Regions from separate parts of the Mus musculus genome. Here region 2 is linked to region 1. A link is a loop called in an ENCODE intact Hi-C map of the cell type or tissue named here. Cell type or tissue: heart. All regions are shown on one strand.

Region 1 (8,000 bases):
ACTTCTTAGTTGTATTACAATTTGTCTTTAATCATGGAGACATTTTAATGAGGCCCAATTTTAGTGTCTGTTACTGTAACTCCATGGGTCTCCATGGTCTTCGGTCCATCCAGAGAGGGCTTGCAGGAGTCTGTAGGATCTGGCCTCTGGCTGGAGCTGTACAAGCCTGGTATCTTCCCAGCTTCAGGGCATAGTGGCATCCACTTAAGACATTTTCATCTTCAAGACAAATCCTTTCCCATTTTCCACAGACAGTGCCTACCCCGTTATTCTAGGTCATCCTGCTTTTTAGAGTCAATGACTTATAAGCAACATCCTCCTTATAGCAGTATTATCTGTGTATATGCATTTCTTTTATTTTTTCTTTTTTTATTATGTATTTTCTTAAATTACATTTCCAATGCTATCCCAAAAGTGCCCCCCCCACTCCCCTACCCACCCATTCCCATTTTTTGGCCCTGGCATTCCCCTGTACTGGGGCATATAACGTTTGCCTGACCAACTGAATAAATATACACCTGTTTCCAGTACCATAGGGTTATCTTACCAAATAGCAAAAACCAAACCAGCCAACCAACGAAATGAAAACCAGATTTTTATAAAAATGTACTTACAGGTTAAAACTCCACGACAGTGCAGTTGGATCTACCTTCTACAGAGCTCATAGTCTTACTACAGTGCTTACAAGAACAGGTAGACAAATATAGGTATGAATAGACTCATGAGTTTCGTACCTGGTTCCCCAATAATATGATTCCTGAAATAGGCACCGTGGAACAGCCACTCCTTTTGAAGGCAGCACAAGTCACTTTGATTTAATGCTTTTTAATTCATGTGGATTGCTGAGAATAATCACTTTCCTGCTATTTGCAGTATTCGTGTTCCAATTTAAGCCACTTTTAAGCAATGTTTCAAAAGAAATCTGTCTGGTTCAGATTATGTGTGAACCTGATACCAGAGGCTGCCGGGTAGTTTCGGATTGCAATGTCAACACTGTGTTCAGTCCTAACACTTCCCAGCGTCTGTTTCCTTCCTGGCTGGCAGGGTTACTGGATGAGCATCTTCATTCTTGAGGGATTGAGTAAGGTGAAGGCTGTCACTGTGGAGAGCGAGTGCCCTTAAAGGATTCGAGGGCCTTTTCTTAGAGGTCATGCATTTTATTTAGTATAACTGAACTAGTTTGTTTCACAAGCTGAAACCATAACCCACCACAATCTATGGTTGCTGTGAAATTACTCCTGTGTTATCACACCCCTGCATTTTACTAAACAGGACCATTTTAAATAGTCCTATGAAATAAACAGTGACCACACACACACACACACACACACACACACACACACACAGTCATTTAGATGCCTTATGGACCCAAACATGTCTCAGTGAGAGTTGGGTGAGACCTCTGGTTTACACTTCTCCTTATTTCCAAAACTCCATATTCCCCATTGTCCCTATGTCAGCACTGCAGTGAGATTCTTCTATTTGAAATATGTATATTTGAACTCATTATCCTAACATAGCTCAGCAGTGTTTGTCTTTTGATTTAATTCTCTTTTCTGGTGGTGAAGTCCAGTGTCCAGGTGCAGCTGTCCTTTGCTGAGTGTAAGAACAAATAATTCCTGCATTATTTATCAGAAGGGTGGGATCAACATCACATACTCTCAACTTTCAATGACTGCCTGCTTCCCTTTCAGCAAAGCTACACTAAGGTTCACCTTCTTATACTCTTGCTAATGGCACTGATCAGCTATTACACAGGCTTTCCTCTTTGGAGACTACAGAAACAAAGAGCCCTAGCAGACAAAATAAAATGCAGTATAGTGTGAAAGGCTTGGTATGCTTAAAAGTCCCAGGGTGCTTTCTTCACATTACTCTTTTCTTCCCAGGAAAATATTTCTTGATAAAGACTTTGCAATTCCCTTTGAGTCAAAGGGGGGATTTTAAGCACCACATAAGAACTGTAAGATGCTATTTTAGAGCACATAAAACCATATGGGTAGTTCATATGTTCCGCCCTAGTCCTGTAATAACCTCTGTGTCTGCTATTTCAATTGCCATGTGGAAAGTTACATTATAAAGTGAACCTTGCCATTATATAAACATAGAACAAAGACACACCTTAGGTCGGGCTTTACAACAAATGGCGGATCATTATTGCTTCCTCTGGTATTTCCTTTGCAGTGCTGATTATGATGAGGTCCTGGCATAATGACAATGGATACCATTCCAAAGAAATTCCATTTTCACTTATGTAACAGGATGCTAGAGTAGGTGCTTATCTGGCCTCTATGTCAACTGAAGCACAAGTACGGTAGGTACCAGTCAGCCATGTGGGTTTGAAATAAAGCCACAGATGAGAGGATTAAAAAAACACACCCCCCCCCCAAAAAAAAACCTCTTTTAGGACTCTCAATCAGGCTGGACACAGTGGTAGAGAACAAAAAAGGATAGAAAGGCTGGCAAAACAAATCCCTTAGTATCCCATTACCGGAGGGATCTCCTGCGCAAGGAATGAAGAGTGGGTACTCTCACCTAGCTACAAACCTAGGGATGGAGGAAGGGACAAGCATAGAGTTCTGGACTTGACCTTGCATTTGGCACACACAGAAGGCTAATAACCAGTTTGTTCCTGAGAAAGCTGAAGTATAAAGATGACTGAGTTCTGTCTGTTTCAGAAAATCCCAGAAGAAAGTTGTAATGATTTATACATGCTTGGCTCAGGGAGTGGAACGATTAGGATGTGTGGCCTTGTTGGAGTAGGTGTATCACTGTGGGGATGAGTTTAAGACCCTCACTCTAGCTGCCTGGAAGTGAGTCTTCTCCTTGCAGCCTTAAGATGAAGATATAGAACTCTCAGATCCTCCTGCACCATACCTGCCTGGATGCTGCCATGTTCCCACCTTGATGATATTGGACTGAACCTCTGAACCCGTAAGCCAGCCCCAATGAAATGTCCTTATAAGACTTGTCTGTTCATGGCAGTAAAACGTTAACTAAGACAGAAGTCTGAGAGGTCAGAGAATATAACAGTAAATGTAGGAAATGTATTCTGTTAGGGTAGATACACTAGGGCTCCCTGGATGGGTTAAGAAGAGAGTGAGACAGAAAGGAGAGGCTAGCAGTGAATAGCTGATCTGCCAGGGGTAAAGGACACTTACATGGCTCAAAATGAGAATGTTTCTGCCAGGCTAAGGGGTACTTGAGGAGTGAGACTACAGGGAACCTACAAAAGCACTCAGTGAGACCCAGAGTTAGTGCAAGCCATAGCTCAGAGAAAGCAAAGCTGCCCACTGGGACACTGTTCTGTCCCTTTACCTTTCCCCCTTATCGCACTTCCTTGCTGGCAGGAAATGTGTGGACAGGAGGGAAGAGGTTAGTAGAGAGTCTCCTTGCCCTGTGCTGGCTCACAGCCTTGACCATGTTCTCCCTGAGGGAGGGGAGGCAAGGTCATCGCTCTCAGCATGATAGGTTCTTAGAATTACATGGGACTGGACCTTCTCGTTCTTGAAGGAGGTTGCTTCTGAATTAAAGTGAACATGGGGCATCTTACTAGAAAGTGGATCATGTTTATGAAGATTCTGCTTGTTAGATCACTGAACCTAGCTTCTTTCTCTCTCTCTCCCAGAAATCAGTCCACACACCCTTGCACTCTCTGTTCATAAAGTTGATAGGCAAAATGTGCTGTGGCCTGTGTTCTTTCTTCTTTTGTGCAAGCCCAGTCCCAGGATACACTGAGTTACAATTTAACTTTATCTAGTGCCTCCTAGATTTGTGATATGATTCTGTTCCCCAAACATATGTAAGATAGAAACTCTCTTTGGGTCATGACACAGGGTTCTGACTCTCCCATTTCTTTTTTCAGGGACCCATCAATGCCTGCCAGTGTAGTGCAGTGACTCTCCTAATGGATGTCCTTGAAGAATTTATCCCAGCTTCCTTATGAACCTGCTAACCTTTACACCACCACCGTGGGATGAGGAAAGATAATTTCCATGTATTCCACGTATCCAAAGGGGATAGTAGACAAGGGCAATAGGCTCTGAATGGTTTCCTCCTTCAGTTGGTCTACTTCTTCGTGCTGAGATTGAGATAAAGACAACAGCTAGGGTTCAAAGTAATACTTAAAGAGACACATAGCAGCTAGGAGAACAGTGGGGGCCTTTGCCATAGGATAGGTTCCAACTCATTGGAACCTACTTGGTTATGTGGAACTCTACAGGGCAAACATAGATTAAACAAACAGCAAGTGGAAACCCGAGTGCAGAGCCAGTGGTTTTAGATGCTTCTTGGGAGAGATTGCAGATCCCCAGTTTGTCTGCTGGCTAATCTGTGCATGGAGGCACTCAGAATAAATGGAGCCAGAAGCTTTAGACAATGGCCTCACTCCTTTTAGGCTGCATGACTCAGATGCAAGGGAATGTTGGATACACAGCATACAATGGGTCTGAAGGCATCTGGGTGGTGCCCTCAAGTTTTGATACTTCATCCTGTGTCTTTCTCGCTAACACAAACTTCTGTACTTTCCCATATTCATTTTTATTTTATTGTTAAGTCAGTTTGAGGATATTAAAGTTAATATTAAATGATACTAACAATGATTTTTTTCACAAATATAACTGAATGCTTTATAAGCTAGGACAGAATAAAGATCTTAAGCTTTGCACAAGGAATGGGTATTTTTGCTTTAGAAATAAATAGCTCTTAAAACTTTTATTTATTTATTTGATTACATGTAGGTGTGTGTGTGTGTGTGTGTGTGTGTGTGTGTGTGTGTGTACACCTCCATGTGCACACAGCATATGTGTGGAGGTCAGAGGACACCTTGTGGGAGTCAGTTTTGCTCTTCCTTCATATGGGTACTAGAAAGTTGTCAAGCTTAGTGCAACATAACTCTGTCCCTACTATTTTTAGTTCAGGATATTCAGGTATTAATTTGCATACTTAAAAATACTATACTGTATTCTGTTTACTTATGCAAAATTTTACCTCAAAAGTTCCATTTTTGAAAAAAAAAGTGACTGTAAGAAAAAAAATCAGTTTTTTTTTCTTTAACTCCTGTTTCCTATTTGTAAAGGTACTAGAAGTATGGTACCATTTATAAACACACAACATGTGTTAAGAACTTTGCTGAGAGGACTGGTGGGAAGGCTCATTGAGTGAAAGTACTTGCTGCCTACCAATCAATGATGTCCTGAGTCTGATCCCTGGGACCCAAAGGATGGAAAGAGAGAATGGATTATCTTAAGTTGTCCCCTGACCTTCACATGCATGCTTTGCTATGCATACTCTTTCTACACATACACACACACACACACACACACACACACACACACATATATATATATATATATATATATATATATATATATATATATACATATACATACACACATGCACATACACATATACACACACATATACATACATACATACACAAACACATTCTTAATTAAATGTAGCCAAAAATTTTAAAAAATATATGTAATATAAAAAATATGCTTAGAGGTTAAAATTTTTCTCTGTTCCACAGTGTTATCCTTTTAGATTGTCTTAGATACATTTTACAAAGGGGAAATGGAGACTTACAATAACTGAAGAGTACACTTTTAGGTGACACCATTTGCACCTGAGCCTCTCTCTGCAGAACAGAATCCATATCTTTTAACAACTATGCCACCTGAATGCAACCTTTTAGATAAATCATGAATGAAGTGTCCAGCTTGCACATGATACCGAATACATAGATGAATAACGAGGGATTAAAGCAATTGCCTTGGAGTGAACTGTATCTCTATTCTGAGTCTGTTACACTTGGGAAGTCCATCCAGAAACAGAACATCTGGTTCATGTCCTACTATGGCAGCTCCTTCAGCCTCTTGCTTTTAGTTTTATGACAAAGCAGAGGCAGGGATGATTGATGTGCTAATTGAAGATCCTTACTTCTAATAAACACTCAGAGCCAGATTTCTAAAACGAATAGCCTCAAGGATGCTTTTGAAGAAGCCCAGAGGATAACATACTTCTCCAGCAGGCCTCAGGTCTGAATAGAGTGGTCCCATCTCCCCCCCTGTAGGCAAATCCAGGCATCCTTCCCTTTTCCACTGAAGAGTCTCTGGTCATCCATGATTGTTTCAGATAGCATTGTTTTCTATAGCTTTTTATTCTGTACTGTGTTCCCAACTACCATTGGCATATACCCCCTTAGCTCTTATTGCTACCATTTGGAGATCATAGACAAGCATACTTTTCTGGGAGGGGGAAGAGGACGTCTTTAGTAATGGTAGATTTATATTCCATATTTTTATTTCAAACTCCATTAAATGCCTCTCGGTAGAAGAAACTAAAATAATAAATCTCTTACTTCTCATTAAGTAATTAAAAGGATAGAAATATAGGAGAGTTTCTCAAAACTCTGATGTTATAAAGGCTATTTCTCTTTGGTGCATTTCCTCCCATTCTGTGTAAGATGCATTTTACTCCACTGAAATCATACTGACGACTAGTAGAGCAATGAGCTATGTTTGTCTTTTAAAGACTACCGAAGCTCTTCATTTCACCAGAGAACTGATGGCTCATATTGACAGAGCCCAACAATTACATTCTGCTACTTTTCTCAAGTCAGGTTTGTTACTGGAAAGGGATGAAAGCAAGAACGGAGAAAGGTTTCTTAGCATATGAAAGTATGAGGATGTTTAAATTACTTGCTTCTTAATTAAAACTCCTTTACAGTTTACTTATGTGGACTGGAGAGATGAGTCAGTGGTTATGGGAACTGGCTGCTCTTCCAGAAGACACAGGTTTGGCTCCTAGCACCTCAGCACAGCTCAGAATCACTTGTAACTCTAGTTCTAGGGGATCAGATAGGATCTTCTGGTCTCCATGAGGACTAGGCACACATGTAATGTGCATATATATATATATATATATATATATATATATATATATATATATATATACATATACATATACATATACATATATATATGCAAAACATCCATGCATGTAAAAATAAAATGATTAAAAAAGAATGTACTTAACCTTAAACAGTTTAATGTACTTATGGGGGTCAGCATTACAACAGCTTTATAATATTGTTACTTTTAAAAAATTTAGGCCGGGCGTGGTGGCGCACGCCTTTAATCCCAGCACTCGGGAGGCAGAGGCAGGTGGATTTCTGAGTTCGAGGCCAGCCTGGTCTACAAAGTGAGTTCCAGGACAGCCAGGGCTATACAGAAAAACCCTGTCTCGAAAAACCAAAAAAAAATAAAAAATAAAAATAAAATAAAAAAAAATAAAAAATTTATAGGTAAGGGTCATACCTATAGACATGACCATCTGTAGTGACAGAGGAATGTGTGACCTGGATCACTGAGTCTCTTGGTATGATTTTGTAGCTCTACAGATTTCCCCAGATTGAAACAGATGAAAAATATCAGTACTGCAACATGGACAGACTCCTACTACCAGCCGTAGATTGGCGGCCTGAAGATTAAGAAACGTAACAGGGAAATGAAGAGTGAAAAGTTAGCTAGCTCTCTTAATCAATTAGAAGTTGAAAAAAGAAGTCTTAGTATTATGTTCTCAATGGAGAGAAAAAGTCACACAAACAAGCCATGGCAGAAGAAATGGCCTAATAACAACGGTTTCTCATACATCAAATGCTTCACAAAGATCAATAGCCAGATGTTTCCTATAGCCATAAAAATGAGCCAGTTGGCTTCTTCTGCTGGCTATGGTGATTTCTGCACTGGCCATGGACCTGGTGATGGTGAACTCTATGTCAGGCACTACACAGGGTGTAACGGGGGCTATGGATGGAGGGAATAAACAATAGTTCCAACCATAGCTGTCGTAAATAATACATGGTACTTCCACACGGATTCTTCTCCAAATGCTGGGTTTCCCATTTAGCAAGCCAAGATATCCAACTGAGCAAACAGCTTAGTGTGTGGAGAAACCTTTATTAGATTCAGGAAAATAAGACTAATCTGTCTGAACAA
Region 2 (8,000 bases), 57 kb before region 1:
TGGTGACAGTTAGGTCTGGTGGTTCAGGAGGCTAGAAGGCTAGACTCGTAGTGGACCCAGTTCTTGCAAGTTGTTCTTTCTAACTAACACCCCGACTCCTTCTCCACCAGTCTCATCCTCGGGCTGTTAGGATCCAGATATCTTCAGAGGTTCTGATGAAAGATTCTCCACCCAGTATGAAGAACAGTTCATCCCATCTCCAATGATACTGGCCCTCCCTAAGCCACTAGATTTTCCAACCCAGACAGCAGAAAAGCCCCCTGACTGGTTTTCTCCAGAGCAGCATCTTAATGTACAGACTGGATTAGGTCATGTCCCACTCTAAAATGACTAAGTGGCTGCCAGTTGCAATTAAATTAAGAGTTAGAGTCACTGAAATATCAAACAAGAAAGACATGTATGATTTGCCCTCTGCTTACCCCTCCAGCTCCCTTCCCGTCAGCCTGCTGGGCTTCTTTCAGCTGCTCATTCATAGCAACCACTTTCCTATTCAGGCCCTTTGTAACTCTGTGTACTCATCCTTCAATCTCTGTCCTTTCTCTGTGTCCTTGGATGGTTTCCTTCCCTTTTTAGACTATGATTCTTCACCTAACGACTTTTCACCTTGTCTCTTTGTGTAATGCGCTCCCTTTGCTGATGGGTGGCCAAGTGGATAGGATTATGTCTATATCTGTGGCTCAGTGTTTTGTACATATCTGGCACATTATAGATGCTCATAAACAAAGGCCCACATGCTTTGGGTGGACATCCATATCCTTAAAAGCTGTACATAGCATGCTGATCATTCAGATCTGTTGGATACTGAATTGAAGGGTGACTAGCCTTGCCTTCTGGAAACCCGCCCATGGATGAGGGAAAACCTCCATCTGAAAAACTAATGCTCAGTGGGACTGAGAACAACCTATCAGATGGCACAAGTGATGGGTTAAGCAGGAAAGGAAGCTCGTGAATAAATAAACACATTTCATTGTGGCTAGTATTTTCTTTGGAAGATAAGACTCATTCTTGGGGCATTGCAGAGGTGACAGGTGGCATTTTTGACCTCTGATGTCATCCAAGAGCTTTAAACTGGAATGGAATGAGGCTGACCCCCCATGCCATGCACTATATTTAGAAGGGATTTAACATTTATTCCTAATATCTGAATATGACTGGACCTGCCATACTCCATTGTTTTTGTACACTGAAAGGGTTAAGCTGAGACTAAGTCTGACGCTTGCTGAAAGACAATCGAGACACTTTGATGTGTTTTAGTGTCTTATTATCTGTAAAATAATACACCTCATGACCTTGGAAAGACAATAACTGGTAATGACGGTGTCCAATGTTTCTGTCCTTAGAGTCTCCTGAAAGTAGGAAGTAACAGGCACAGAGCAGAAGTGCTTGAAGATCTCAGGCTGTCTGCAGGGATGTGGCATGGAGTCTGAATAAGTACCAAGAACCACACTGTCCTTCACTGTTTCCAAAGCCTGTTGACATGGAATTTCACTCACTTGTCCCATCTGTAGCCAGTAAGATCCCCATCCTACGGACAAGGAAACTGACGCACTGACTACACTTACTTGAGATCACCAGGTAATAGAGCAAGAAGAGTTTCTTGGACTGGAACGATCCACCCCACCACACAACTTCCCATCCTTTCCCTCCCACAGCCTCATCGGTATTATGTTTACTTCTTCCTTAAGAAAAATATAGAACCTTGATTCTGATTTCTGTGCAAAGCAATAGCAGGGATTTCAAAATGCGATCTAAGCCTCCCTCCTCTGTCCCTTACCAGATAGTCAGAAGAAAGTCAGGTAATGGAGCAGCCAGAGAAAACATTACAATCACAGCTTCTGATGCTTCTTATTTCTAGAAGTAATAATTACGAAAGATGTTATTTACTGAGAGAAATTAGTAATAATGGGCTCCACACTGTACATACAGTATGTAACAGCAACCTTATAATGGGCTTCTGTAAGTGTTCCCACTTTGGAGAACACTTTGGTCTGAAGAACTTGGGCCATTTTTGAAAATCCCATGAAAGTTGTTACCCAAAACCTAGGGTCTCAAGAATTACCTGGGAAGCCTTCTAAAAAATTATATAGAGTTCTCATCCCTAAGCCACAGCCCTTAACTGAGACACAGCTCACTTCTCCTTTGTAATTAAGGGTTTAAAGCTACAAAGCAGTCTTTTAACTCAGTGAGCTACCTTCTTCTGCATGAATTTTCTTATAGTTTTAAATTTTAGAGTCCATTGTGTAAAATTTCCGAAATACAAAAACGGTGTGGCTATCTGAGAACATACATGCAACCATCAAGACAGAGGAAAGGACAGGAGTGGGAGCATGGGCTGAAGGTAGGATCTTTGAGGGCAGTTTCTTGTCCTATTTTGCTAGACAGCATCTCAAGTAGTCCAAGCTGATTTCAGACTTGCTATGTAACTATAGATGACCTTAGACGTCTCATCCCTCTGCCTTCAGTTTCTGAGTGCTGAGAGTATAGGCACACACTGTTACTCCTAATTTATACAGCACTAAAGATCAAATCCAAAGCCTTATGTTTGCCAGGCAAGCAAACTACCAATTGAGCTACCTCCCCTAGTCCCTGAGTATGGCTTCTTTGGTCACAGAATTAAAGTTGACTTCTTGAAATACAACCCAGTTTAAACTCAAAGCCACAAGGAATATGTATGGATTAGATAAAAAAAATGTTGTAGCAGTCTTGAAAATGAAAGCCAAGAATAAAGATGGAAGGGGGGGGGGGGCTGGGGGAAGGAAAGAGAAAGACAGAGAGGATAGGGAGAGAGTCTCTCCCTTAATAGTCATACCATAAATTGCTTTCTCCTGCTAGCAACAAACTTTTTCATCCATAACATGAAGTGAAAGACCTCATAAATTGACTGTGGATTCTTCTGTGTTGACCACAAGGCAATGATTATTTAAACCTGAAGGTTTCTGCACGTGTGTTTTTCTAAGGGAGTCACTGGTAGGACTCAGAAGAGTGGACGTTCCGTGCTTTTGTGACTGACACCTCAAAGATAGTACAGGAAGAGTCCCAAGTCCTCCTCAGGCTGGCAGTGCAGTGAACTGGTCTTTTAGACACAAGACGTCTCAGAGCTCTGCCCTGTGGACTACCCCATGCTGATCCATCTGTCAGTCTGCCATTGGCAGAGCTGGCAAGGTGTGGGACACGTGCTTTTGATTATGGAAAGAGATTGAATATAAAAAGCAAAACTTAATCCAAGAAGGAATGTAAATCTCTTCTTCATGCCCTGTTGAAATGTAATGTCAGTACTTAAGAATTCCTTTTGCCACCAAATGGATTCGGGCCAGATCCCAGCTCTCAGCCCCCAAGCTTGGTTATTTTCCTTGTGAAGTTGTAAGGCGAAATGTCTTCATGATTACAAAAAGCATGTGTGGAGAGACGATAATGAAGATAAATCATTTTCCTTTCCCCGATACTCAAGTCCTTTGTGGTATATGCCACATGTAGCTTTAGGGGAAGACAAAAACCAGTATGTATTTATTTATATAGTGTTTGTGACAGAGAGTGTGTGAACCTGAAGTACGAATATAAGTTCCATCCTCTCTGCTCTTTATAGGTAGGAATGTTTTAAAGCAATGCTTTGTAAAAGTCCCCTCGGCAACCTCCCCCAACCCCCCACGCCCAGCATCTTCCCCTGGAGACTATTGCAGAAGTATCCAAAAGATGCATTGCAAGGACTCCGAGCCAAGCCTGATAGATAGCAGTTCATGTTCCTATTCTGTTCCTTTAATCATGGGCTCCCAATCAATCAGCCCCGCCACATCCACGCACCAGTGCTTATTGGCTCTGCTCCCCTCACATATGAGGAATCTAAAACCCAGAGTGTTTTAAATGCCTTGTTGCCAATGCGGCTGCTGTTGTCCTTTCCCCTTGTGTTCAGTTATGGGCAGTTCAGATGGCTCCCTGACATTCCGTTTTCCCACACAGAGCAAACGGGGTTTGATCTGGAGGGTGACGGAGGATCACGCAGTTTGGAAACAAGAGAAGCCTTTGTTACTAGAATTGCTATCATGTCACGGCACTTTGGCTTCTCTACTTTGCTTTAAGTTCTATTCCTGTGGTTTCTTAAAATATTAAGAGTGAGAAATACACAGAACAGGGCTACAACTGCATCTGTGTCTGTGGATAGGCAGCAGCAGGAGCTTCCAGTGCAAACGCAAAGATGCCATGAGACCATTTCACAAACACTTGTAAAAGTGTACACAAAGCTTCCCGGGAGCTTGCCATGAGAAACCCATTTGTTTATCACTGCTTTCTGATTTTCCAAAGCACAGAGACTTATTTCAAACATGGATGATACACACATGAGCAATTTTCAGATAAGAGGAAATCTTTGGCAAAACACAGTCAGGGTGGCTGGTCTCCTGCCCCCTTTCGTCTAGAGGCAGCAAATTGGGCCTTTCCCAGGGCAGGATGGTTATAGCCATCAGATCTCCCATTAATACAGCATTATTATTATTTTCAAAACATGAGCCACATAGTTCTCAGCATCTTTAAAAAAATAGCAGTGCAGTTCATAACTTTTAAGACATTCCAAAGAAGACTAATGTGTACTGATATGATCGAAAAGAAGAGGCAAAGGGCAGGAACTAAGCCAAGCAGTAAAGAGACTCCAGATTCTTCTTGAGAGCTAAGGCGCCATCTGTAGAGACAGAGTTGTGTATCATAACCCTTACTTACTACGTTTCTTTATCAGACAGAGGGAGGGAGGGAGAGGAGAATGGAGGGAGGGAAGGGGAAGGGAAGAGAGAGGAGAGAGGAGAGAGGAGAGAGGAGAGAGGAGAGAGGAGAGAGGAGAGAGGAGAGAGGAGAGAGGAGAGAGGAGAGAGGAGAGAGGAGAGAGAGGAGAGAGGAGAGAGAGGAGAGAGAGGAGAGAGGAGAGAGAGAGGAGAGAGAGAAGAGAGAGAGAGGGGAGAGAGAGAAGAGAGAGAGAGAGGAGAGAGAGATCGATCAAATTCTCCAGTCTTTAAATGAATTCCTAGCTCCTAACCAGAAGGATAACAGTGTTAGGTTAAGGCAGTTGAATACATGTAGAGCTCTCCAACTCATTTTTTTTAACACGGTTGTTGGCATGACTGCGTGGTATCTATTATTATTTATTACCATCATTATTTATTTATTGTGTACATACTACTTATGTGGTATCACTGCCATCTTTTAAGATTGTCTTTGGCTATGTACCAATGAATTAGTATAATCTACTTCCCTTACTTTTATCATTATGAATGCTCATCTTCAAAGCCAGTATGACTGGGGCACACTCCAGGTCCTCAGAAAACTTGGGGTAATCCCAGCGACTCATTATTTCTAATTACCCTGTATCTGGAAGTGTAGTGCTGAGCTCACTCCACACAGCAGCCAAAGGAGGTAGGACTCATCTCACTACTGCCTTCCCCTCAAATAGAAATATGTGTATTTTACAACCTCACCCTTTCAGCCAATGCGTAAAACCTGTGACTATTTCTGGCATTGTTATCTGGAACACAGGATGCAGCATGATTACTGAGTGTTGACACACGCCCAAAAGAGGAGGAAAAGATGAAGCTAATAGGCAATGATTAGGGTTGGGGACAGTATGCTGAGCTGAGAGACTCTGAAAAGACTCATGGTCTATGTTTGCTGATGAAGCATGGCTATGAAAAGCATGGTACCTAATTTGGGACAGTCACTTCCGTAATATTCCTCTGTCACCATTCATTGGGAACACCAAACTTGGGTGGCTACTACATCTGAGATTGCCCAGAGCTTTCCTAACTACTATATTAACCATTCTTTGTCCATACAGCCTCATGCCCAGCCTAAATACATGGCTGCCTATAAGGTAATAAGACCTCTACTTTTAACATATGGAAATGGGTAAGTGCATTTTGAAGAATCACATTCAAAACTTAGGTTTTTCTCTCATGCCACCTCCCAGAATATTTTCACTTTTTCTACTTGTTCCTAAAGGAAGACAAGAAGGACAAAGTGTCCGGGAGGTGGACTCAGCAGAACCACATGAGCAAGGTGGTTTCTTAGGACAGAGTCTCAACAGGTCTGACCACAGTGAAGAGACACATGAGAGATTTTTTTTTAATTTTATAGTTTCTTAGACACTGATCCTGAAGGAAGATTGGTTTTCCTTCTTCACCCTCTTCCAGGGAAGATTCTCTGTGTTGTTGTCTGCTTTCAGAGTGATAGAAGACTGTCAGGAAGCTCACTCTACTCAGCACAAATGTGGACCATTCCACTCTGTCCCCAAGAAGCCTCAAGTAAACCAGAGACAGAGTTTTTAAAGGCAATTCTTGGTGATACATCTCTGTTTCTCTAGGCTGGGTAGCCATGTTGAGATGTATTAGAAAGCAGGTGCATATTGAGCTCATTGAATTTACTTTATTTTGAGGGAACAGGTATATTAAGATTTCAGACCCAAAGAATAATACCCAGGTATACATTGGGTAAAATCATTAGGCCACAATGTATCCAAGAAATGCTTTGATTAGTGTACGTCTGTGGAGTTGGGGCCTGATTGACATAGGCCTGTCATGGCTATTGGAAAGTCAACCTCAAATCGGGAGAAAAAGTGGAGACTTCTCTAAAACCAGGATTACCACCATTCATGTGTTGGGTACAGATAGATCATGAAAATCATCCCAGGGAAATGATGGACAATAATTTCTATAATGAGAGGGAACCAGAAATATGATTTCTGAATATGAAGGCATGCATAAACTCAGATTTCAAGAGCACTTCAGGTCTTACTAGATCTCTTTGGGGAAGTTGGAGAAAGGTTGAATATATTCATACTTGTGTGTCTAACTGTATTCATAGAGATCATAGCCTATGAGTGCTTGCAATAACAGAAAGAAGCAAGCAACCTTGAAGATTTACTGGGGAAGGCTACATAAACTAACCCAAAACTACAACAGTCTGTCTGCGGCATCATGGGTTAAAATGGTGCTCAGATTTCAGACACTAGAACCTCAAAATGGACAGACACTAGGACCTAAATTTGACCCTTAGAATTTGCTATAGCTTGGTCATGGACTAAGACTTCAAAGGCCTTTGTTTCAGTGATCCACAAACTGAAAGTCTTGTAAAACGTACATCTGTCAAATGGAAACATCGATGGGATCTTGTGTTGAGGGGTTTTATCTAAGTGTCTTATTGTTATTTCAACACATGATAACAACAAGGCAGAGTGTTACAACTCTGTATTTGAGCTACAGGATCTCTGGTGTCTGTCTGCCTGGCAAGGTGTGCTAGAACTCAGCTCAGAAGACCTCAGGCAATCAATTCAGGGGAGTGGGGAGTGATTTATAGCAGAACCTTGCAAGCTTAGATGTCACAGCCAAATGGTGGGATGGATGGCTGTGGATTTGATTGTTGGTGGAGGTTGTTAGGAGAAAGTACGACCTTTAACTGCATCAACTCTGAGGACACAGAGGCAAATGTCACTTCACAGACTTTAGAGAGGAAAAAACAAAAATCTACTCAGTTTGCTGATGGTCAGGCCAGTCCAGCAAGGGCGTGGTCACTGAGGACCAACAGTCCAGTTAGAGTTCCTGGCACACAGGATTAGGCCCTGAGGTTCTTTAAGCTAGTCAGTTGTTCCAACCAGGGACTAAACACCCCACATACGTATGTAGGAGGCAGATTTGATGATAAACCTGGGCATGAGCAAGATTTTTGAAAACTGGGGTCATATGCAGCCTTGTGTATTATGGCAACAAAGGTCTCCCTGTGCCCTGTGATTAAAAGGATGCCATTAACACGTGATCTTATCTGCATGACCAAAAACCTGACAAAATTGGCTTTCCCTCCTGAACCCGTTTGTACATGGATCCCTGAGAGATTGCTTTGAAAGATCAGCTGATGAGCAGACACCAGCATCATCTCCCATCATCTCCACAAGGCCCGGCTTCTTATTACAGGAAAACGCAAGCCTCTGTGGGCTCAAGCCACATTAAATCACACTGCCTGTTACTCACAGG

The links. A loop is a pair of places that touch in the nucleus more often than their neighbours do. Peaks named below come from ENCODE experiments on the same cell type or tissue, not always from the same donor. Only the 100,000 strongest peaks of a DNase experiment are listed, where the experiment ranks them.
Region 2: a loop joins it to region 1, with 1.8 times the contacts of the local background. A loop is called at or near these places in 4 of 42 quality-filtered maps.

Annotation. Positions count from the first base shown.
Region 1 is chr8:61,830,028-61,838,027 of GRCm38, forward strand. All of the region lies in intron 2 of Palld (palladin, cytoskeletal associated protein), which reads right to left. Among named protein-coding and RNA genes, the nearest start is that of Palld, 69 kb to the right of the region's middle. In heart, no CTCF peak of the experiment used is centred here; DNase peaks (open chromatin) are centred at 1,034, 2,174 and 3,374; H3K27ac peaks cover 262 bases.
Region 2 is chr8:61,772,854-61,780,853 of GRCm38, forward strand. All of the region lies in intron 2 of Palld (palladin, cytoskeletal associated protein), which reads right to left. Among named protein-coding and RNA genes, the nearest start is that of Gm51576, 91 kb to the left of the region's middle. In heart, no CTCF peak of the experiment used is centred here; no DNase peak of the experiment used is centred here.